Regions from separate parts of the Homo sapiens genome. Here all the other regions are linked to region 3. The links are chromatin contacts, found by Hi-C or POLR2A ChIA-PET in ENCODE. All regions are on one chromosome and are shown on one strand. Each heading gives the region's core, a stretch centred on a gene start or an enhancer-like site at or near the end of the contact. The rest is flanking DNA. Distances are from core to core; before and after follow the strand shown.

Region 1 (3,109 bases), core at 174-2,673, 3.3 Mb before region 3:
GAAACTGGTAGAGCATTTTCGGACTGTCAGACCTCAAAAAAGAAAACAAATGTTTGAATATAAAAGGCCAATCTGCTCTCAGCACACCTCCTGTCTCTAAAATCCCCGAAAACAATCACTTTTTTTTTTTTTTTTTGAGACGGAGTTTTGTTCTTGTTGCCCAGGCTGGTGTGCAATGGCGCGATCTCAGCTCACTGCAACCTTCGCCTCCCAGGTTCAAGTGATTCTCCTGCCTCAGCCTCCCAAATAGCTGGAACTAAGGCACGCGCCACCATGCCCAGCTAATTTTGTATTTTCAGTAGAGACGGGGTTTCACCATGTTGGTCAGGCTGGTCTCGAACTCCTGACCTCAAGTGGTCCACCCGCCTCGGCCTCCCAAAGTGCTGGGATTACAGGCGTGAGCCACTGCGCCCGGCCCACAATCACATCCTAAGAGACAAACATGGAGTAAGCCATCTTACAGTCCTGGGAGAACCAACACTCGCTTGCCTACCACTACCGTCGGTGTGTCAGGCACTGCTAAAGGTACTGAGGAAAGTGGAAGGAACAATCACAAAAATGAAAAAGAGAAGAGAGGAACTGCACTCCATTTTAAACTCTGCTCGCTGGTTTTCGGTAGCTCTGCGGCTCGGTTTTCATCCTTCCGGGCAGTGTAACAAGTTCCTCCTGAACTCTGAGTCCGTGGCCGTCGCGGAGCTGAGCCACTTTCAGGGTGTGGGTCAGAGTAAGTTTGGGTTGAGGATGCTGCAGCCAGGACAATCAAACGGCAGCCCAGCCAGATCCCCACGCGGCTGGGGCTTAGCCCCGGGCTTCCTACCGCGAGCTGAATCCGTTCATAGGTCCTTAAAAATCAACAGCCCCGTACGCTACCCCTGGAGAGATTTCTACATTCTGACCACTCACTCAAACGCAAAGGTCACGTTAGCCGCTGAACTCCAAAGCAGAGGGGCTCGCCGCCAGGGCTCCGGGAGTTGGAGAAGGGCGCGGGAGGTGTGTCCAGGACACCAGCACAAAGGCTCCTTTCACCGCTCCGCGCCCCGCGCCCTCGGGTGCGGACCCTGGGCGCCCGCCGGCTGCGCGCCAGGACCCCGCCACTCCAGGCGGCTCCCAAGGCCCACGCGCTTCTGCTCCGCCCGGACTTCCGAGCCCAGCCGTGGCGCTCACCTGTCCTGCCCGCAGCGCCAGCTGCACGGCCGCCTGGAAGCACTCCTCCCAGGGGCCGGCCGCCAGCGCCGCCTGGTCCTCGCCGCTCGGCTTCATCGCGGCCTCGCCGGGCCCCTCCACCTCCAGCCCCCCTCGGCGGGACTCCGGCTCCCACCGGATCCCGCCGTCCCGCCGCCAGGCTCCACACTCCCTGTGCCTGCTCCCGCAGCTCTGTGCCTAGTCCGCCGCCCGTCCCACACCTGCGCTGGCGGGAAGGGCAGCCAGCGGGCCGCGGGAGCCGTGCGTCCTGCTTTCCGCTCCCCACCCTCCGCCCCGCCCCGTGCCGAGCCCAGCCCAGCTCCCCGCCCCGCTCCCCGCCCAGCTCCCTGCTCCCGCGTCCGGCCCCGCTCTGCATTCCCCACCTCGCCCCTCGCAGAGCTCGGCCCCGCCCATTCCCCCCTCTTCCCCGCCCCTTGACGCTCCCGGCCCCGCCCCGCACCCGTTGCTGCTCCTGGCCTCTTCCCGCGCCGTGCCCGGCCCCGTCCTGCACCGCCCCTCCCGCTCCCGGCTGCGCCCCGTACCTGGCCCCGCCCCTCTGGGCTAGCCCTGAACACAAATCAGTGCCGAGCCTGGTCCCTCTCCGCTCCGCGCTTTACCTCCAGCCCCGCCCCTGTGGTGCAGCATCACCCTCCCCGCTCGAGGCGGACCCAACCCTGCTCCGCCGTGCCCCGTCCCGCAGCGCGCAGAGCGGGCTCCAACTCCTCTGAGCCTCGAGCCCCGCCTCCCTCAAGTTGAGCCGGGCCCGTGTCCAAGCCCCGCCCCACCGCCGCGCGCTGAGACAGGCCCCACCCCCGGCTCGTGCAGAACTCCGTACTGTTCTGGGTCAAGCGCGCGGAGGGCGGCTTGGGCCACCGCAGAGCTGGGAGGGAGGAGCTAGGAGCGGCTGTTTTGGGGGCCCGGGGCAGCTACTGTCTGGGTGGGACCGTGCGGTGCCGGCCCAGCCCCGGAGGTGCCGGGGAGCGTCCCGTCCGCGGATCCCCGCGCACGTGGTGCCGGGCGTCCCTTCATGGTCTGTGGCCGGATTCGGGCTCGAGCGCCAGGGGCGGCTGGGCCAGCACCTTCCGACCGGTCGCTTTTTGTTCGCGGAGGCCGCTGGGCGCTAGGCGTCGTTCTCGGCCTCGCAGGAGCTCAGACCGCCGAGCGCACAAGGCCGCAGTGTTCCTGCAAGCGGCCGCCCCGCGCGGCAAGTTTGGTCGCAAACAAGCTCTCCCTCCGCTAACCCCAAACACTGCGAGGACAGCGGCTGGACTTTATAAACTCTTCACACCCAAAACTCGAATTTGGAGACGGAACTGTGATTGCGATGAGCCTCTGTAGTGAGGAATGACCTTTCCAACCTTGGATTCTCTTGCTGGCCCATGTAAACATAAATAGGAGGCATTTCCCGAAAGAGTGGCCGCGTGGTTTCCAAGGTTAATTTCATAAGCCGCTCTGCCTGCCCGTTTTATAAAAGATGCTAACCCACGTAAAATTATTCTGGAGTGCCACTTCGGAGTCTGGGAGAATAATGGGAGTTTGTACAAGAACCTTGATGGGGCATTTTTTACACACTTAACCTAATAATGAAATTAAACGTTTTTAGTTTTTGAGTACTTTATGCTGAAACACCTTGTGGAGAAACTTTAAGTGTACCGTATAAGAGACAAAAAGTACAAACAGGAGGAATTACAAACAGGAAATACAAACACGCAGATATGGGTACAACTTTAGGGACTCTGGCCTCACCCAGAGCCCTAATCCTACGGCTCAGAAAACTAGACCAATTGCCCTGCCTCCCACCACGCCAGTTTGGGGCAGCTAAGGGCGCACTCCCCTCCATCTTTTTTGGGTTCTTATGTTTTTATGATGTTTAAGACAGAGGCCGGGTGCGGTGGCTCACGCCTGTAATCCCAGCACTTTGGGATGC
Region 2 (3,026 bases), core at 245-2,744, 3.7 Mb before region 3:
TAATTGGAAGTTGTGGTTCTGTCAGTCTTTGCTCCATGTATTTTAAGCTTCTGTTAATGGGAACAAAGATGTTTAGGGTTGTTATGTCCTACTGATGAACTGACCCCTTTATAATAATAATAATAATAATAATAATAATAATAATAATTCTCTTGGCCAGATGTGGGTGGCTCACATCTGTAATCCCAGCACTTTGGGAGGCTGAGTCAGGAGGATTGCTTAAAGCCAGGAGTTTGAGACTAGCCTGGGCAACAAAGTGAGACTTCAACTCTACACAAAATAAAAAAAGTCGAGTGTGGTCGAGCGTGTGTGGTCCCAGCTACTTGGGAGGCTGAGGCAGGAGGATCCCTTGAGCCCAGGAGTTAGAGGCTGCAGTGAGCTACGATTGCACCATGGCATTCCAGCCTAAGTGACAGACTGAGACCCTGTCTCTGGAAAAGAAACCCGATCCTCTTCATCCTTAGTGATATTCTTTTCCCTGCAATTAATTTTCTTTGGAATTTCCTTGCCCTAAAATCTATTTGTCTACTCAGTTTTCTTTTGTGTGAGCATGGTATGATGGTGTATCTGGTATATCTTTTTGTTATTGTTTTACTGCCACTGGGGTAATCACAGGACTCACCTGGTTTTGTCTCCTGTCTCTCAAGGATTACTGTCCTTTGCCTGAGGTCCAGCGTCGCCAGCCTGGGCGACAGAGCGAGAGCCCGTCTCAGAAAAACCCCCAAGTCCCCCACCTCAGTTCAAAGACCTCTCCTTTTTCCTCCGCTGTCACGGTACAGGAAACAATGTGTAGTTTCCACTACCTGGAAGACTCGACTTGCTCTCCGAGAACCAGTTCCCCGACAGGGTTCCTAGAGCGCAGGCTGCACGGCACAGCCCCAACATTCCCTGCTGCTTGTGAATCTTCGCATCGCCCTCCCAGGGGTCAGGAATGTGTGCTTCGGTGTCTCCAGAGCCTAGCACCACCCCATGACTCAGCTGGCGCTCGGAGGGTCCTTCCATCTGCCGCCGCTGGGGCCTTCGCTACTTCCCCCTCGCTCCTACTGGCTGGCCCACCCGGCTGCCCAGGCTCGGAAGCCCAGGATCCCAGTCACGCGTCTCCCCTTAGTCCCCGCCTCCAGCCACGCCCCCCACACCCCTCCGTCGGCCCCGCCTCCAGCTCCTGCTCGCTCTCCTAGTCCTTCCTCGGCCCCACCTCCAGCCACGCCCCCCACGTGCGCCATCAGCCCCGCCCCCAGCTCTCGCTCGCCCTCCCGAGTCCTCCCTCGGCCCGGTCCCCGCCTCTAGCTCCCCCTTGCCCTCCAGGGTCCTTCTCGGCCCCGCCTCCTGCCGCGCCCCCAACGCTGCTCCGTCGGCCCCCGCCTCCGGTCCCGCCCCCATGCTCCTCCCATTTGGTCCTGTCTTCTGCACTGGCGGAGGTCGCGGCGGGCCTCGGAGAGGAGACGCCGACGTCAGCGCGCCGGGGCGGGGCTGGCGGCAGGAGACGCCGCGTTGAGAGCTTGGGCTCCTCCGTGAGCCGCCGGCGCGCTTCGCTGCCTGGCGGCCTTTCCCCGAGCCGAGCCCGCTTCCCGAGGCCGCCAGTCGTCGCCTGCCCGCGCCTGCGCAGCGTCCCGGGCCGAGAGGGCCACGGCGGCGGCCATGGCGCACCGCTGTTTGCGGCTGTGGGGCCGGGGCGGCTGCTGGCCCCGCGGCCTACAGCAGCTCCTCGTGCCTGGCGGCGTGGGCCCGGGCGAGCAGCCCTGCCTCCGGACGGTGAGTCCTACCTGGGCGCCCGGCGCCCTCCACCCTGCCTCGGGCCCACTTCCGGCTCGGGAGAGCGGACGTCAAGGTCACTGGCCCCCGCCCTCCGGCCGCACGCGGGCCGTCCCTGCCGAGGGCCTGGGCGCCCTGCGCTGTCTCTCAGCCGGCCCCGGGAGCGCCGATTCGCGCTCAGCCCTGCCTGTGGGATTCAAGTTTTGAAAACGCGCAGCTTCAGTAGAGCCGGGTTTTCGCGCTTCACCGGGGCGGTTGAAGCCTCGAAGGTCATGTTGGCTTGGTGGCCGTCCTTGTCCCCGCTTTCGTGTCCCCGGAGCACGGAACGAAGGCGTCTGTAATTTTGAGTCAGCAGCACGAGCACGATGTAGTCGCAAGGACGGGTTTTGGAGTCGGGCTGCCTAACCTCTCCGAGTCTCCGTGTTCCCGTCTGTTGAATGGGGCCATTGCGGGCATTCCAGGACTGGCAGTATTAGCTATTATTATTAAGAATGTCACCTTTTCATAGCAGGGACTCTGTGTTCGTTGCATATCAGGGCCTGCTCTCAGCAGGAGGCTCTTTCTCTGTTGGTAGCCATCCCTCTAGATACACACACGGGACCTGATACGTGTTTCTGACATAATGATAGAGTGTTGACAGAACCATGGCCGTGATCAGTCTCAATGAAAGGTTCACGTGTCGAATAGTCGCTCTCACTGTTTAAGTGACACGGTTCCTCAGCCTTGCACTGGTGTACGGGTGGTGGTTGAGGTCCCCGGGTCGGCCACGGGAACCTGGCTTGGCCTCCTGCTATCCCAGCGCCCTTGTAGTCAGCTCAACGTCTTCACTGTAAGGGGAGATAGGCTAGTGCCGGGGCTCACGCCTGCGATCCCAGCACTTAGGGAGGCCGAGGCGGGAGAATCGCTTGACTCCAGGAGTTGGAAACCAGCTTGGGTAGGGTAGCAGACCCTCCGATCTACGATTTTTATTTTTATTTTTATTTTTTAAGAGACGGGGTTTTGCTTCTTCGCCCAGGCCGGAGTGCAGCGGCGCAAACACAGCTCACTGCAGCCCCAAACTCAAGCGATCCTCCCGCCTCAGCCTCCGGAGTATCTGGGACTACAGCACCGTGGTTGATTTTTAAAAAGTTTCTGGAGAGGCCAGGCGCGGTAGCTCACGGCTGTAATCCCAGCAGGCGGGTGGATCACGAGGTCAGAAAATCGAGATCATCCTGGCTAACACGGTGAAACCCCATCTCTACTAAAAATACAAAAAATTAGCCGGGCGTGGTGGC
Region 3 (3,090 bases), core at 344-2,843:
CAGTGGCATTATCCTGAACCGCCACGCCCGCACGTGGCCCGGCTAGAGCTCCCTGGCGAAGGATCACCTGTTCCTACAGGTGAGGCTGGCACGTTCTGAGCGGGGATGGGGGCGTCCGCTGATGTCCCCAAAACGATTACAGCCTCCTCTGCCCCAACAGGTCAACAAAAGTAAAAGTATCAGCGAAGAGACGCAAGAGTTCTAGACGCGAGAAAAGAGAAGTGGGTTGCGAACTGGCGGGGTCCCACAGGTCTTGCTTCTCCTTCCAGAAGTTTGGGCTTAAGTTGCCAATGCCTGACAATGCGGGGGTAGGACCGTGGAGAGCAGGAGGGAGAAGGCGCTGGACAGGCCCGGGAAGGAGGGGTTGGCGGGTCCCCGCCGCAGCCAGGCCCTCCGGGGGCGCCCCGGGACACCTGCGGCCGAGGCGCGGCTCACCTTGAGATAGTCGTTCTCCGAGCGCAGCTCCTCCATCTCCCGCAGCAGCTCTTCTTCCTCCGCCGCTGGCACGAGCCGAGACTGCTCGCCCAGGCTGGGCTCCTTGGGGGTCCCGGGGACTGGTCGCTCCGGTGGCGAGCGCCCCCGGACATCCTCCGCCACGCCGGGCCCCGCGAAACCCCCCGAAACCCCGCTCGGGATGCTCCGGCCCCCGGGACAGGCGCCCGCGGCGAGGGGCGCGGCGAGGAGCGCTGGGGGCTCGGGGCTGCCCGGCGGCGCTCCTCGGGCTGCGGGGCTCGGCGTCGGCGCTCCTCGTGGGGGTTCACGGTCGCTGGAGCCCGTGCCGGATTCGGCGTCGCTGCTGGCGGCAGGGAGCAGGCGCTGCTCGTCGGACAGGGGTTCGGAGGGGCAGTCAGAGAGGTCGGAGCTGCTGTCCGTGTGGCTGATGCGCGAGCAGCGGGCCGGGGACCCGGCCACCGAGGTCACCGCGAGGGTCACGGCAGGGATCCGGGCGGCCGGGGTCGGGGGGCCGACGGTGCGGGCGGGTGGCGCCCGGGAGCCGCGCTTGGCTTTGCGGCCCTTGGCAGCGGCAGACGGCGGCTCGGCTCCGGGAGGCTTCCCAGCCCGGGACAGCGGCTCCGCGGGCGCCACGCGCGCCGCCCTCCTGCTTCCCAGGGCAGCCTTGGCACCGCCCGCCGCTCTGGCCCCGGCGCCCGGCGGGGGCTTGTCCTTCGCGCCCGGGACGCCGCCACTGCGCCGAGAGAGGCGGCCGGGCGCGGCCAGGGACCCCGGCGAGGGCGGCGCTTTGCCCGCGAGGTTGGGCGAGCGCGGGGCGGCGGGAGCCGGGGCTCGGCCCGAGGAGGGGACGGCCGGGCCGGGCGCGGCGGGCCGGGCGTGCAGGTCCTTGAGGAAGGGTCTGGCGGGCGAGGGCGCACGGTGCAGCCGCCGCCTTTCGGCCACCGGGTGGAGGTGGTGGTGGCGGTGGTGCTGGCCGGGCGGCTGCAGCTTCGCGTCCGGGGCACCTCCGCCCGCGGGGCCGTTCAGTGTCTCCATGGCCGGGTCCGCCGGCAGCAGCTCAGGCAGCAGATGCTCCGGACGACGACGGCGGCGGCGGCGGCGGCGGCGGCGTGCAGCCTCCCCGCGCGCTCTCTCATCACTGTCCCAGCCCCGCCCGGGCTGCGCCCCGCGCTCCCGCCGTCCCCGCCCCCCGCACCCCGGCCCCGAGGATTCCCGCGGGGCTCGCCGCCGCCGCGCTCGCCCCTCGCTGAGGTCACCGCGGATCGAGTTCTCCCGGCTCAGCAGCGCGGCGGCTCCCGGCCGCTCGCATCCCCGGACCTCGCGCTCCGGGCTCGCGGTCACCGGTGCCGCGGCGGCGCTGGCGGCGCGCGCCCGGCTCCCGCGTCCCGCTCCCCGCCCACCGCCGGCCCGCTGCTGCCCGTGCCCGCCCCCGCCGCTCCCGGCTGAGAGAAGCCGCACGCGCGCGCCCCACCTCCCCGCCGCCCAGCGCCCTCGCCCAGGCCCGTGCGCATGCCCCGCCTCCAGCCAGCCGGCGCCGTGCAGGGGAGGGGCGAGGGAAGGGGCGGGGGCTTGCGCTCCCCGGGGGGCGGGCGCCCGGCAGGGGCGGGACCTGCGCGCCCTTGGGAGCAGGCGCAGGCTGGATCCATGGGGCCTCGCTGCCCGGGGACCCTCCTTGCTTTTTGAGGCCCTAGAGACGCTGCCAGGAGCTAGGGAGGAAGGGAAGAGGCGGAGGTGAAGTGGTGGCAAGGGGCGGCGCCGGCCACTTGGGGAAGGCGTGTGCCGCGGCTGACAACACCCCTCTCATGCCTCTCCATCCACCGCCCGCCTCCCCGAGGCCAGTCACCTCCCTCGCTGTCCTCTCCAAGCTGTGCCCCTGGTCCCCGAGCTCCTTTAAGGATCGCTGGTACCCGACGCAGCTCTCGCGTCTAAACGGCACGGCGGGCGCTCCACAGTTGGCACCCCCGTGGCCTCGGGAGCTCAGGAGGAGCTGCTGCCCAAACAGGAGGAGCCCTCGCCAAACCTGGGGGTCAGAAAGGGAACTCACATTTATAGTTCCGGCTGCGAGCCAGGCCTGCTGGCCACTTACTGAGCAGTGTTTTATTTAAGCCTCACCACAGTCCCAGATTGGAATTGCTGTCTTCGGTGAAGACTAGGGCACCGGCGCTGGGAGGTGAAGTCACTTGCCTGCGATGCCTCACCCAGTCCCTAGCTGAGCGGGTTTAAACCCAGGTCTTCAGGATTCCGAGTCCTGCAGGCTTTCCGCTCAGAGCCCGGAGCCCGGCCACCGGTTCTACCACTTGAGTCTCCCATGCGCAAGGCACTAGACCTTTCTGAGCCCCAGTTCCCTCGCCTGTATCATTAAAACGTACTGCCACCTGAGCATGTGTGAAGATTTAGCAAATACCAGAACACACCGTGCAAACTGTAAAGTACAGTTCACATACCATTGGGTGCAGTTTATGTCCCAGGCGTTGGATGTTGGCCAGTGCCCATAGGAATAGGGGCCAGCCTGTCCTCCAGCCCTGGCGTTGCAGGAGGCAGAGGGTCAGGTAATAATTACAAGGAGGAGGGCGGGAGCATAACCCTGCCTGGTGAGGCTCGCATTTTCCTGGAAGGACGGGTTGGTCTCTCAGCTGA
Region 4 (3,360 bases), core at 109-2,608, 3.1 Mb before region 3:
TCACGTGAAAAATTTATAGAATGTAAGCAGTAAGAGAGTATTATGCAAAAATATCCTAAGGTAATTTCAGTATAAATTATAGGACCACATTTATTAATAATATACGTTATGAGAACAATCATTTGCAGTCTCACTGTGAAGGCAAAAAAAAAAAAAACAAAAACCAAAACCCAAAGGATAAACAGAAATAGCACAGTCCACCGAATACACTGCATGGTGTTTATAACTGTATAACCAAACTAAGTAATCTTTCCCCTCTCTTTAACTTTTATGCACCACCTGCCATTCTAGATACTATCAATCACACTAAATAATAATAAAAACCAACCACCTTCAATCTGATCATTCTGGGCAGGAAACTGAATACAGTTTTGACCAGATCTTCGAGAAAGATTCATATACACGAAATTAACTAGTTCTGTTAAAAGGCTGCTATAAAAATACCATCATTACGAGCTATACAGAACTTTAGAATCCAGCTAAGAGTGCAGAAATACTGAATTTCTTAATTTATGTGGAGGGGGCTGTAAACCCAAAGGTAGAAGGGCATTTCAGCATTCTGGCGTGTTCAGAGTTTCTAGGGTATAGTATCTCTCTAACACACAGAGAGCATTTCAAAGGGTGGCTATGGCCAGGAAACCTCAGAGCGGGTTCTGCCGTCACACTTGATCCCGAAGGCGGGCCAGTCTCTGAGACAGTTCATCCTGCTCCGCCGAAGCCACGCTCGTGCCCACGGAGCCGGTCTGGCCCTGCGGCAGCTCCATGTTGAGGTCGAGGCCCGCCTCATCTGCCATTTCCTGGAGCAGCATATCCACTTGGTTCTGGGGAGTGGTGAGCGTCGTCGTGCTGCTCATCGTGTCTTCCATTTGCTGCGTCTGGACGTCCAGAGTCTCAAACTGGTGCTCGAATTTGTCCATCAAAGCAGAAATCTTCTCCAGATTCATGGTCTTCAATGTCGCATCCATCGACTTAACCACACCAGCCATCGACTTGGTCACCTTGCCCATCGTCACCGCCGTCTGGACCCTGGCAGCCACTGCATCGACTCGCGCACTCATTCTCAAGAAATTCACCGCCTGGTTCTTCTGGCGGATGGCATTTTCGGCGTGTATCCTCGCAACTTCCATGTTGCCCTTCTGAATGGCCTTTTTAATTTTGGCCTTTTCGGCCTTTTCCTCCTTATCGCATTTTTTGGCACTCCTACTCAGTTCTTTGGCCGCGAACTTCAGGTTGAACAGGTGTTTCTCCATGTTAGACATAGTCGGACGGCTCCTTTGGGTCGGCGGCCCGGCTGAGAAGCGCGCCGAAGGCAGAGAAGGTAAGGTAAGTCCGCTCCCGGCCGCCGCTCCTTTGTTTTGGTCCCACTTCCTGTTTCTACTGTGAGCGGCGCAGGTGGTGACGTCAGAGCCCAGCGCCAAAGGCGGAGCCTGCGGGACGGAAGGCGCCGGGGTGGGGCCTGTGGGACGTAAGACGCCAGGGGCTGCGCATGCAGGGGGATTCTGGCTGGACGCTCCGGCGCTGCGGCGGGGAACGCTCGCTTCCTGCGCTGCGTTCTACCCGGTTTTTAAAATTCTAACGCATTAGTCAATTCACAAAAATTAGTGCCCCCACGCACTTTCCTAGTAATAAATCTACCGAAGTAGACAGGATCTGTGGAGACCCGCGTGTAAAATTACCCACGCTCCAAACTTGGCAGGCTTTATAAAGGGTGACTGGCTAGCGGGCTAAAAACCAGCCAAACATCAGCTAGGTCTTCGCACTAACGCTTGCTTTATTAGCATGGGTAATTTCCACTTTCTCAGGGGAACTGGAAACCATGGATACATTAAAAACAAAAACATTAAAACACATTAAAAACAAACGGGTCATTGACGCGTCTCCATCTTTGACTACAATTTGTGCTAGAGTTCTGTAATATCCTTTTATTGCATTGAGTGAAAATAATCTTCAAAACTGTGGCACCACCAAATTTATACTTTGTCTGGAAGTTCAGCTTCTAGGTGAGTTGCCAGCAATTATCCAAAAATCGTCCCGTGGTTTAGTAATAAAAAGACCCATCTTTTGCTGACACCATTCTGTCTTTTTGATGTTTTATAAATATCCAAGGAACTTCACTCACATTTAAGTTTGACAGGCTAAACTGTCATTTTAAATTATGCAGGCAGAGTATGTTGAGATATCAGGACCCACACCCACGGGCATACATCAAAACTGTCACTATGTATTACGCCCTTTAAAAATGCTGGCTTTCAAATGGCAGCAATGTGTGCTGTCACTTTTCTCTTTAGAAAGATTCCTCCGATACAGCAATAACAATGTGAGAAGACCAAATCTGCCCTAATGAGGTAGGCTGAAAATGAACTCTGAGAGCGAATTCTGTTTAGAGATCATTTTAATCTAGCAGCCTGCCACCTCGCTTAGCTTCCTGTGATAGCTTGCCAGTCAGTTTCACAACACAAGACCTTCTGAAGACATAGCTCTGATGTTTTCACTCTCTTGCTCCAAACCCCGGGCATGGAGGCTAAACCTGCTGTGCAGCATGCTGGCTCGTCTTTCGCGCCCCTCCACCTCCGCCAGTCAAAGCAAACCGCAGCATGGAATTTGAGCATTATTTGCGTCATTCGGCCAGCGGGGAGAATGTGACTGACGCCCGGTCCTGTGGCTATGCTGTTCCTGTTGCCTGGATTTTAGTGTCCATGCATCTCTGCCTATTGACACCCTGCCAGTCCTTCAAAAGCCACCTTCACCATGGAGCCTCCCCAGGACTCCTCCTCTGTGTGGCCATACTACAGGGCACATTGCCTGGCAAGGGGTCTGTGTGTATAGGTCACCTGTTACAGTGTGAACTACTTGGATGCAGACACTGATTCCTTCCCCTCTCCATGGAGCCCAGCAGGCGCTCTGCACACAGCAGCCACTGAATCCAGATGGCGTTGCTGAATTTAATTGTATTTCAGAGGGGATAGGATGTTACCCTAGTTAGCAGCTTAGCTATGGTTCCTTTTTGCCCCGCAAAGCAGTAGAACCCTTTTTCCAAATGAAACTTTTCTAGAAATGGAATATAAACAACCAAAAAAAAGGGGAAGAAATCTGTTCAAAGTGGATATAGAGAGCTTAGGCCCCCTACTCTGCTCACCCTCCATTCCACTCTTCCCTTCTTTTAGGTCCTGGTTTTTCTTGGAGTTTGCAAACAAGTTTCTTATCCAGCTTCCATGTCATGCTCCATAGTTTTCTTTTTTCTTTTCTTTCTTTTTTTTTTTTTTTTTTTTGAGATGAAATCTTGCTTTGTCACTCAGGCTGGAGTGCAGTAGTGTGATCTTGGCTCACTGCAGCCTCCCCCTTCTGGGTTCACGCGATTCT

What was found. A loop is a pair of places that touch in the nucleus more often than their neighbours do. ChIA-PET counts read pairs that join two places held with the same protein, here RNA polymerase II (POLR2A). Pooled maps may share reads with other maps.
Region 1: a map of ascending aorta shows a loop between it and region 3 (7-fold over the local background). The contact joins the promoter of IMPA2 here to the promoter of MTCL1 in region 3. A Hi-C loop is called at or near these places in 3 of 168 maps with a recorded cell type or tissue (CD4-positive, alpha-beta T cell, ascending aorta and naive thymus-derived CD4-positive, alpha-beta T cell) and 12 of 50 pooled maps. POLR2A ChIA-PET finds 5 or more read pairs at or near these places in 2 of 52 experiments (PC-3 and T-cell).
Region 2: a map of B cell shows a loop between it and region 3 (10-fold over the local background). The contact joins the promoter of AFG3L2 here to the promoter of MTCL1 in region 3. A Hi-C loop is called at or near these places in 2 of 168 maps with a recorded cell type or tissue (B cell and CD4-positive, alpha-beta T cell) and 4 of 50 pooled maps.
Region 4: a map of tibial artery shows a loop between it and region 3 (8-fold over the local background). The contact joins the promoter of CHMP1B here to the promoter of MTCL1 in region 3. A Hi-C loop is called at or near these places in 1 of 168 maps with a recorded cell type or tissue (tibial artery) and 8 of 50 pooled maps. POLR2A ChIA-PET finds 5 or more read pairs at or near these places in 1 of 52 experiments (naive thymus-derived CD4-positive, alpha-beta T cell).

The regions. Positions count from the first base shown.
Region 1 is chr18:11,979,821-11,982,929 of GRCh38, reverse strand. It overlaps IMPA2 (inositol monophosphatase 2), which reads right to left and starts at 1,423. Exons shown (of 8, transcript NM_014214.3): 1 at 1,165-1,423. The coding sequence starts at 1,260. RefSeq lists silencers at 886-2,365, 2,206-2,500.
Region 2 is chr18:12,375,695-12,378,720 of GRCh38, reverse strand. AFG3L2 (AFG3 like matrix AAA peptidase subunit 2) reads left to right here and starts at 1,494. Exons shown (of 17, transcript NM_006796.3): 1 at 1,494-1,752. The coding sequence starts at 1,639. RefSeq lists enhancers at 196-725, 726-1,257 and a silencer at 1,030-1,929.
Region 3 is chr18:8,704,059-8,707,148 of GRCh38, reverse strand. MTCL1 (microtubule crosslinking factor 1) reads right to left here and starts at 1,593. Exons shown (of 15, transcript NM_001395333.1): 1 at 436-1,593. The coding sequence starts at 1,488. GACAT2 (gastric cancer associated transcript 2) reads left to right here. Exons shown (of 2, transcript NR_120598.1): 1 at 1-79. RefSeq lists silencers at 1,369-1,428, 1,809-2,248.
Region 4 is chr18:11,849,411-11,852,770 of GRCh38, reverse strand. CHMP1B (charged multivesicular body protein 1B) reads right to left here and starts at 1,358. Exons shown (of 1, transcript NM_020412.5): 1 at 1-1,358. The coding sequence starts at 1,259. The coding sequence ends at 660. All of the region lies in intron 5 of GNAL (G protein subunit alpha L), which reads right to left. RefSeq lists a silencer at 647-941 and enhancers at 948-997, 1,266-1,505.